Linked DNA regions of Homo sapiens: region 1 is linked to region 2. Evidence: chromatin contacts called from ENCODE Hi-C or POLR2A ChIA-PET data. All regions are on one chromosome and are shown on one strand. Each heading gives the region's core, a stretch centred on a gene start or an enhancer-like site at or near the end of the contact. The rest is flanking DNA. Distances are from core to core; before and after follow the strand shown. Region 1 overlaps TRERF1 (transcriptional regulating factor 1). Region 2 holds the start of TOMM6 (translocase of outer mitochondrial membrane 6).

Region 1 (4,737 bases), core at 2,184-4,683, 600 kb after region 2:
ACTACTGTCCTAGATGAATTAAGTCTAAATTTTTATTTATTTTGGGGGATTTAAAAAAATTTTTTTGCTGTTGTTTTATACACAGGATCTAAGAATTAAGTCTAATTTAACAAAGGTGGGCCACTGGGGGTAAACCCACTCTGCCCCAAGAAATGTTATCTATTTCCTTTTCACTGCCTTTTCTCAGAAGTTTCAAAATACAAATCTAAGGAAATGCAGAAACTAGAACATCAATATTTAGCTCACACGCTGCAAACTTCTTACTAGCGAAGTCCAAGCCTGCCTAAGGGCCGAGAAGCTCCAGCCAGACTTAGCTTTCTTTCCTTCTTTCCCTATTCTGTAGCCCCTCCAACATATCCCCTACCTACCAGCCTTTACCTTTTACTATTAAGTTACCCCCCATTTCCTTTACGTTCTTCCACAACCTTGTGGTTTACTCTGGCACAAGAACATCTTTCAGGCTGGCATGCACTGGTGGTTAATGACAAGGTGGTTTTCTAAGCCACAAACTCTATTAATTTTATGTTCAAATGCACTCGCTCTGTTCATGGGTGAGTGTGGGAGGCAACGCCTCCCCAGTGCTGAACACTGAATTCATTATAGTACTTCAATAATCAAACAAAGATAGTGAATCACTTTTTAATTGGGGGAAAAAAGCCAATTTCATATGTTCACATTCGGGGCCACATTTCCCACAAGAATTTTTACATCAGTAAACCAAGATGCTACCTTTTTTATTTTATTTTATTTTATTTTATTTTTTGAGACAGGGTCTGGCTCTGTCGTATAGGCAAGAGTGCAGTGGCACAATCTCAGTTCACTACAACTTCTGCCTCCCAGTCCCAAGCCATCCTCCCATCTCAGCCTCCCGAGTAGCTGGAATCACAGGTACATGCCACCACGCTTGGCTAATTTTTACATTTTTAGTAAAGACAGGGTCTCACTTTGTTGCCCAGGCTGGCGATCTTCCCGCCTCCACCTCCCAAAGTGCTGGGATTACAGGCATAAGCCACTGCACCCAGCCCAAGACACTGCATTTAACATGAAAGATTCTAGCCAGCGAGCTGCCTGGCTATCAGGGTATCAAAACCAATTGGGAGATAAGAGAACCTGGGCTGAACTCAAATAAATGTTGTTAAAAGATGCAGTTTTGATTTCTTTCTTTTTTTTTTTTTTTTAGGCAACTTTATTCAGGCAGTACTGGAACAGGATGGGAAATACTAACATGAAGTTGGGTTCGAATTATTTTTCACCTGTTTTTAATCATCTATTACACAGGTAGATGGTGCCCAACCTTCAAAACCAGAAGACTAGGAAAAATACGAGCTCAGCACACTTACACAGTCTCAACTCAGTGCTGGCTGGCCTGGCATCAAGTCCGCACAGTTGCCGCCAACCACAGTCAAGTTGGTACAGCTGCCATAGAAAGCTGAAAATCAGACTGCCACGAGATCTGCCTGAAAGTTCTCTGTACATTCCCCCAAGTTTCATCCACCTGAAAAATGCCAGTTACCACCACCTAGAACACCTTTAAACAGCTTGGTGGCACTGCCAGAGTAAGAGACACCTAAGGCTTGGGTTTTTCAGAAGGTGAGGATTCCGTTAGTAAGTTGATTAGAACTCCCAGAATTAGCCCAGCAGTGTCAAACAGCCATGAGAGGCAATCGGCTTGGTTTTTAAAAATGGTTTCAGTCTCATGCTCTATGTGTTCCATTCATTGTGTACAACTTCACTGAATTAGCAGACAGTCCAGCTTATGGCTTCCATGCCTCCACCAAACAAGATTAGAGAAAAAAACAAAACAAAACAAAACAGAAATGAAACCACAGGAAGGCAGGCAGGTATCCAAGTCATGGGCCCCAGTGTGGATCAGTTTGGATGCACTGTGTGCCTACAGGGTCTTGCAGGTGAAAACAGCCTCTGTTACTGAATCCTTCCACCAAGACTGGAACCTAGACACTCAGAGCAGGCCTTAAACACAATCTGAGAATGACAAAGACAAAATACCATGGACATAAGATAGAATTGGAGAGAGGGGGTACTTAAAAAGAAAAAATCAAGACAACCATTAGCTTTTCTTTAAAATAGCCCACTCCCTGGTGCACTTCCAGTAGAATACAGTTGACACTGAAATCTGTAAGGCTGTGGCACAGGCAAGAAGCGAGGTACCTCTGTGTGTCAGTGGCCAGTCTGCCTATCTATCAGCAAAGCTGGAGGATTCCGGGTCAGGATGTGCCCTGGACAAGGGAAAGCTGGCCCTAGAGAGACATTCTATTGCCAGGCTACAGACCACACTCCAAGCCCAGCTCTCTCAGAAACTGATGCCAGTGAAGGCAACGTGAGAGACGCAGGCTGTGACAAGAGTGAACTAAGAGGCAGGACACTGCTCCATCACTTTGGGTCACTGCTGGAGGTCCCCATTGTCCATCTCTCCATTGGCATCCCTTAGTGTTAAATAAGACTGGACCAGTGACCCAGCACGGAGCCTCTGAACCCCAAAGAATGTGCCCAGTAAGCATGGGCTCACCATTCCTGTTTTCATTCTTTTATTATTAATATTATCCAGCCGTCATTGATTAAGCACCTATAATGCCTTCCCTCCCAACTTCAAACACTTGATAGGAAGGTAAAGTGAGGCAATTCAGGTGAAGCCCACACAAACACATAGCTCTTATCATTAGCACAGCTATTATTGTGAGCTCAAACCCACTCAAAGCCCCTACAGAACTAACTCAACCTGAGTTAAGTGAGCTAAAATATCCCAAGAGGGAGTGCCTATCAGAAGCTTCATTTCTCAGGACCACGTTTGCTCTTCAAATGAGAAGCTAGTTGTCTAAAGGAACAATCTCTCTCTCCATCTGGCCAGCCAGTGACTTGTCCCTTGTATGTGTGAAATGTGCCTTCCCCAACAGGAGGCATTTTAAGCTTGACGGGGTTTTGTTAAAGTTAATATACGTGGGCCCTTTACAATCCTGGAAACTAATTATTGAATCGCCTCTCTCCTTCTTCAAGTCATCAGGTGGAAATGAAAAACGGAGGTAGAAGCAGAGAAAGAAAAAGTGTCGGGGGAGAATTCTACTTTCCCCACGTCTTCGAGTACAAGAGCTAATCTAGTCCTACAAACGAAGATATACAAGAGGCACAATTTAAATAACTTTCCCAGCCTTTAATTAAGCAAAGTAGAGTGAAAGGATCAACAGCCTCTGACATGAATTTGCATACCTTTTGCCAAGTTCTGTGTGTGTGGAGGGGGAGTCACATCTTCCCCAAACTTGTTTCACACTCACTACTCATTCTCTCCACAGGCCTCATAAGAGGCACAACCATTTAAAACAAACAAGAGCTTCTAACCCAACCATTTGAGAGAGCTATGTGATTTTAAAAAGAAAAAAAAAGGTCAACAGCGTTCTGAGTACATATCGCAAGCTTTGTTCTACTCGCTTCCCCACTTCCTGTTGCTTCCTCACCTCGTAACTTTTTATTTTTGAAGCCTATGCGTTCGCACTGGTATCACTGTAAGGTTTCAGTGGGAGGCCGTCGGAGAGACCAGGATGAGGAGGCTCTGTACTGTTCTGAGACAGACAGGACCGTACGAAAGACAGAAATCACAACCGCCCGGCCCTCAGGAAAGTACAGCCAAAATTTCACCGCTCCCGTCAACAGTGGGGGTGCTAGGAAAACAGTTGTGGGCGAGCTTTACTTTGTGGGGAGCACACTGTGTGGGCAATGGTCACTTAACCATTAGTTAGTACCAAGTGGCTTACAGCTGGGGGCAAGGGGAAAAAACACTTGACACCCACAGACCAAGAAATACACGAGCCGGCTCTGCAGGTTACTAGGGCCTCTCCAAACACCTGCCCAAGCCCTGCACTCCAGGGAGGGATCACCACTGGGAAAAGGAACTGAAAGACTGAAATGCTTTGTGAGTGGGACCCTGTCTTATCTCCAGCTTAGAACAGAGGTCAGAACAAAAGGGGGACATGGACACCATTTGGCCAGACCCTTCCTGTTACAGAGGACACCAGGACCAAGAGCTGTTATCACAAAGCTAATTTACTCACAGGAGACCAGGTATTGGATCCCAGTTCTCCCATCTCCCAGAACAGGGCTTTTCGAGATCTTCTCAAACGAACATGGAGCAGGTGCTCAATAAATGTTGGCTCAGCTACACTGGACTGCAATGCATGGTGGGTGGAGAGTGCAACCCTAAAATACTTTTTGTCTGATACCAGGAGGTCCCATCTTCCAGAAGATGTTTTGGGGGTTAGAGTAGCCTGTCCTCATAATCTACTCTGGCTCTTAAATGCCTAGGGTTAAGGACTGCCCTTCAACAGGTCCCTAAGCTAGACTGTTGCACCCATCTGCCATTATTTCCCAGCCGGGGGGAACAATTCTGGGAGACAGGGTGATATTGCACAAGTCACAGGGCAGGGAATGAAAAGCTGGGCTCCAGCCTCTGGTGAACAGTCTCAGCAGATGGCCTCAGGGAGTCCTCCTGCCCACACCCACCACCCCCATGCCTTCCTGCATCCACGTGTACCCTTTGAACACGATCTCTAAGAAGCTGCTGGTCCTGTGGGCCTCGGATCCTAAGAGCCTATACTCTCCCATCTGCTGGCCACCACAGAGCTCATTCTTCTGCCCCCACCTTCACCCTCAGCCTTCCCGCCTACTCTACCTGCCTAGAACATCTGTGGGCCCTCAGAACATGGAGCAGTGGGCTGGAGGGTTCTATGT
Region 2 (4,626 bases), core at 548-3,047:
CCCTGGGTTGGGAGTCCAGACCCCCAGGTCGCACTGGGGATTGTCCCACTTGCTAGCTGGGATCCTGGCTAAGCCAATCAGTCCTCCCTGCGTCCAAAAGTGGCTGAGTGAATTAAATGGGAATGTGTGCAGACGTGCTTTAGCGTTAACTGGGTAAAAGGCGTGGTTACTGGATGAATGAATGAGGGAATGAATGAATGAAACGTTCCCCTCTCCCTCTCCCTCTCCCAGCTGATCTTCTCCTGGCGCTGCACCGAGGCGGAGGGACAGCGCTGGCATGAGAACCACTTCTGTTGCCAGGACTGCGCCGGGCCTCTGGGCGGGGGACGTTATGCCCTGCCTGGGGGAAGCCCCTGCTGCCCCAGCTGCTTCGAGAACCGCTACTCGGATGCAGGCTCGAGCTGGGCCGGGGCACTGGAAGGGCAGGCATTCCTTGGTAAGGGAGAGGATGCAGAGCAAAGCGGGAGGGAGCTTGGGCTGGGCTGTGGGGGTTCTCCCGGGCTGGGACCCTCGCCCCGGTCCCACGCCGTCCCGTCCCTCCAGGAGCGCCCCCACCGCACCCCCCAGACCCAAGCCTCGGGGCCCGCAGCTCTCACCGCGCATCCCTGGCCGGAGCGTTCCAAGGGCCGCCCGAACCCACCCCGCGCCGCGGTCGGGGTTGCGGCGCCAGACTCCCTCCCAGGCGCGGGAGGCGGACGCCCTCTGGTGGAGGCGGGGGACCCTGGCGAGGACTCTCGGCGGCGGCGGCGGCGCGCACGGCCCAGGGGCTGGGCGGGGCGGGAGGCTGGGCCTCACCCCCACTAGCTGCGGTGTAGGTCCAGCTCCGCGGCTCTGAGACCAGCGTTTCCGACCCGGCCCGGAACAGGGGAGACTGGACTCGACCGAACTGAAGGAAGGGACCAAACCTCGGTGAACTCTGCAACCCTCTCCCGAACACTCCTCGCTGCTGCCGGCGGTTCCAGCCTGCAAACTCAGAGGGGGCTGCCTGGATCCAGTCCCCAGCAGGAGAACCGACCTGGGGACAAAGCGGAGGCACCCAAAGGGCAGGAGCAATGCCGCCTGGAGACTATTCGTGATCCCAAGGACACCCCTTTCTCCACCTGCTCCTCCTCCTCTGACTCGGAACCTGAAGGATTTTTCTTAGGCGAGCGCCTTCCCCAGTCCTGGAAGACCCCCGGAAGCCTCCAAGCAGAGGACAGCAACGCCTCTAAGACGCACTGCACCATGTGCTAGTGGCGCAGCTCAGAGAGGGGATGTGAGTGGGAGGAAAGGGGTCTGTAAAGCGGGAGAACAAGGCTAGCCTCCCCCTAACAATCCTAGACTGAGACGCAGTCAGGCGCACGCCCGCAAGAGGCGGCGAGGTGACAAGTTTGGAGTGCGCCCCCTTCAGTACTGCGCGTTCTAAGACTTTTGGCGGAGACTTTCTTGGCAAAACCCATTCCCCAAAGCTACGCTTCCCCTGCTGAGATAGCCCCTACCCCCACCTCCACAGGCTGGGACAGCCCCGTCCCCACCATCCTCCTCCCAAGCCAATTAAATGATCACAGCACGCGTGACAGTTACCGGCTGGAGAGCCGGAGGTGGGACCGGGAGCAGGGGACCGTAGAACCGGGCCGCGCTCCTCCCCTCCTAGAGTTCGTGGAGGCGCAGCAGAGGGCCGTCCCTCTTCCGGATGTCGGACTAAGCGAACAGCGCCCCCACTGCCGGCCGGTAGCAGCCGGAAGTGCCAGACCGGAGGTGCGTCATTCACCGGCGACGCCGATACGGTTCCTCCACCGAGGCCCATGCGAAGCTTTCCACTATGGCTTCCAGCACTGTCCCGGTGAGCGCTGCTGGCTCGGCTAATGAAACTCCCGAAATACCGGACAACGTGGGAGATTGGCTTCGGGGCGTCTACCGCTTTGCCACTGATAGGAATGACTTCCGGAGGTAACCGAGCCCGAGGAACTTGGTCCTTTTCTGGCCCTTAAATCCGTATTTCCCCTTTCTTGCGAGGCTGGCGCCTCAGGGTTTTTTGTTTTTGTTTTTTAACATTACCAGCATTGTGGCGTCTTCGTAGCTCTGGCTGTGCCTCACTGAGATCCCTGGCCAGGAGAGTTCCCGTGTGGCAAAAGCGATCTTTCTGTCATGTGGCTGTATCTGTAATGTCACCCTGATCAAGGGAAGAAGTGCTAGCACGTAAACAGGCTTTTTCGGCCCTGGACTAGTGCTTTAGCTGGGCTTTGCGTTTGATCTTACATTTCTTTTTTGTTTTTTTTTTTTTTTTGAGACGGAGTCTCACTCTGTTGCCCAGGCTGGAGTGCAGTGGCGCGATCTCGGCTCACTGCAAGCTCCGCCTCCCGGGTTCACGCCATTCTCCTGCCTCAGCCTCCCGAGTAGCTGGGACTACGGCCGCCCGCCACCACGCCCTGCTAATTTTTTGTATTTTTAGTAGAGACGGGGTTTCACCGTGTTATCCAGGATGGTCTCGATCTCCTGACCTCGTGATCCGCCCGCCTCGGCCTCCCAAAGTGCTGGGATTACAGGCGTGAGCCACCACGCCCGGCCTTTTTTTTTTTTTTTTTTTTTTTTTTTGAGACGGAGTCTCACTCTGTCGCCCAGGCTGGAGTGCAGAGGCGCAATCTCGGCTCACTGCCCCTTCTGCCTCCCGGGTTCAAGCGATTCTCCTGCCTCAGCCTCCCCAGTAGCTGGGATTACAAGCGCGCGCCACCACGCCCAGCTAATTTTTGTATTTTTAGTAGAGACGGGGTTTCACCATCTTGGGCAGGCTGGTCTCAAACTCCTGACTTCTCGATCCACCCGACTCTGCCTCCCAAAGTGCTGGGATTACAGGCGTGAGCCACCGCGCCCGGCCACATTTATTTCTTTTTGAGACAGCCTCGCTCTGTCGCCCAGGCTGGAGTGTAGTGGCGGACCTCAGCTCACTGCAGCCTCCGCCTCCCGGGTTCAAGCGATTTTCCTGCCTCAGCCTCCCCAGTAGCTGGGATTACAGGCGCGCACCACCACGCCCAGCTAATTTTTGTATTTTTAGTAGAGACGGGGTTTCACCATGTTGGCCAGGCTGGTCTCGAGCTCCTGACTTCGTGATCCGCCTGCCTTGGCCTTCCAAAGTGCTGGGATTACAGGCGTGAACCACCGCGCCCAGCCTGACCTTACACTTACTAGGCACAAAAATGAACTCCAAATTCCCACGTGGGTCTTGAGCAACCTGCCGTCACAACCACGTATCAACGCCTCGGGAAGGTGGTGATGGAAGCCTTTCCCCCCAGTACATTTCGTTAACTGTACAACTGACTCAGTGACCACAGGGTTAATAAAACACATTGTTTTTCCAGGAACTTGATACTAAATTTGGGACTCTTTGCTGCGGGAGTTTGGCTGGCCAGGAACTTGAGTGACATTGACCTCATGGCACCTCAGCCAGGGGTGTAGCCAAGTAGGTAAGCACTGAACTACACCCATGCGTGTCTTAGGAGACCTAGAGACTGGGTGAAGCAATGTTTTCTGTCAAGTATTCATGAAATGTACAAAAGAATGTGATGTAAAACCCTTAACTATTCCTAGTTAAATGTGTTTTCAGATGTTGAAAGGGATTTAAGTATCTCTTACCAGTTTCCCTCCCATACTTTTACAGTTCTAATGCCACCTGTCGTCTTATCATCTGATTGCAGACAAATGGAATCCTGTGCTGAACCCGAATCTTCCAAAAAACAGCCTACAATCTGTGACCACCACAAGATGTGCCCTGATGGCAGCTGAAGTTTGATTCAGATGGGCACTTTTCTTCCCCTTCCCTGCCTAGTTTCCTTTTGTTCCTTGAGTCCACGCAGAATTCCATTCTCTGGTCAGCAGACAGGCTTAAGCTAAAGTATTGCCTCTATTCTGTAAAGTTCTGTACATAGTTCCCAAGCTTCTGCAGGGGGTGATTTTTGCTCTTGTCCTGAGAAATAACAGTGCTGTTTTAAAAAACATTTGAAATAAATACCGCACACAAAGGCAGTCATTTTATTCTTTTAATAAGAAACTTTTGCTTACAAAAACAAGGTGTAAAAAGATTTACAAAAATCATAAAAACATGATTTATATTTCACACTTGAGAGACAAAAACAAGCCCCAAAACATGGATTTTAATGGAGGTGGTTTGCTTCATTTTAAAAGGGAAAAAAAAAAAAGGAAGCTGTAACCATACATTGATGTTAACCTAGCATGAAGTTTATTCTTGAAGAATTTACATTGTTGAGCAATATTAGGGGAAGAAGCCATTTGGTGTTGCATAGCATTTTAGTGCACCAGATGGGTTTTCCAGACACCAGGGAGGCATCATTGCTGGAATAGTGAGGTTTGGTGGCAGAAAGAGGGCAGTGATGTGTAGGGGGAGGCAAAGTGAAGTAAGCCTGGGCAGTGGTCACTAAAGTGACACTGCTGAGGCAGCTGCTTCCTTCAGAAGGAAATGTTTTGTGACCCTAAAATTCATGGTAGTGCTACTGTCCAGGGTTTGGGGGCTCTTTGGAAATGGAGTATGTACGGAACTGGCATGTATAGACTTATATAGCCATAGAAAGAGGTGGATAGAAACAGGTCCACCATGGCAATATTTTTTTCTGGCCAGTTTACTAGGCATTAAAA

Evidence for each region. A loop is a pair of places that touch in the nucleus more often than their neighbours do. ChIA-PET counts read pairs that join two places held with the same protein, here RNA polymerase II (POLR2A). Pooled maps may share reads with other maps.
Region 1: a loop to region 2 is called in a pooled map, with 3 times the contacts of the local background. The contact joins the enhancer-like site here to the promoter of TOMM6 in region 2. A Hi-C loop is called at or near these places in 5 of 50 pooled maps. POLR2A ChIA-PET finds 5 or more read pairs at or near these places in 2 of 52 experiments (activated T-cell and activated naive CD4-positive, alpha-beta T cell).

What each region holds. Positions count from the first base shown.
Region 1 is chr6:42,387,063-42,391,799 of GRCh38, forward strand. The region is part of intron 2 of TRERF1 (transcriptional regulating factor 1); the gene reads right to left. Among named protein-coding and RNA genes, the nearest start is that of TRERF1, 62 kb to the right of the region's middle. RefSeq lists an enhancer at 3,311-3,460. Within about 2 kb of position 3,434, at least 7 of the 41 ENCODE cell types and tissues checked have a DNase peak (open chromatin) inside an H3K27ac peak, as active enhancers do.
Region 2 is chr6:41,785,897-41,790,522 of GRCh38, forward strand. It overlaps TOMM6 (translocase of outer mitochondrial membrane 6), which reads left to right and starts at 1,798. Exons shown (of 3, transcript NM_001382294.1): 1 at 1,798-1,929; 2 at 3,336-3,440; 3 at 3,672-3,999. The coding sequence starts at 1,802. The coding sequence ends at 3,432. It overlaps PRICKLE4 (prickle planar cell polarity protein 4), which reads left to right. Exons shown (of 8, transcript NM_013397.6): 7 at 232-436; 8 at 866-1,556. The coding sequence ends at 1,233. It overlaps USP49 (ubiquitin specific peptidase 49), which reads right to left. Exons shown (of 8, transcript NM_001286554.2): 8 at 4,000-4,626. RefSeq lists a silencer at 346-865 and enhancers at 1,486-2,485, 1,556-2,245.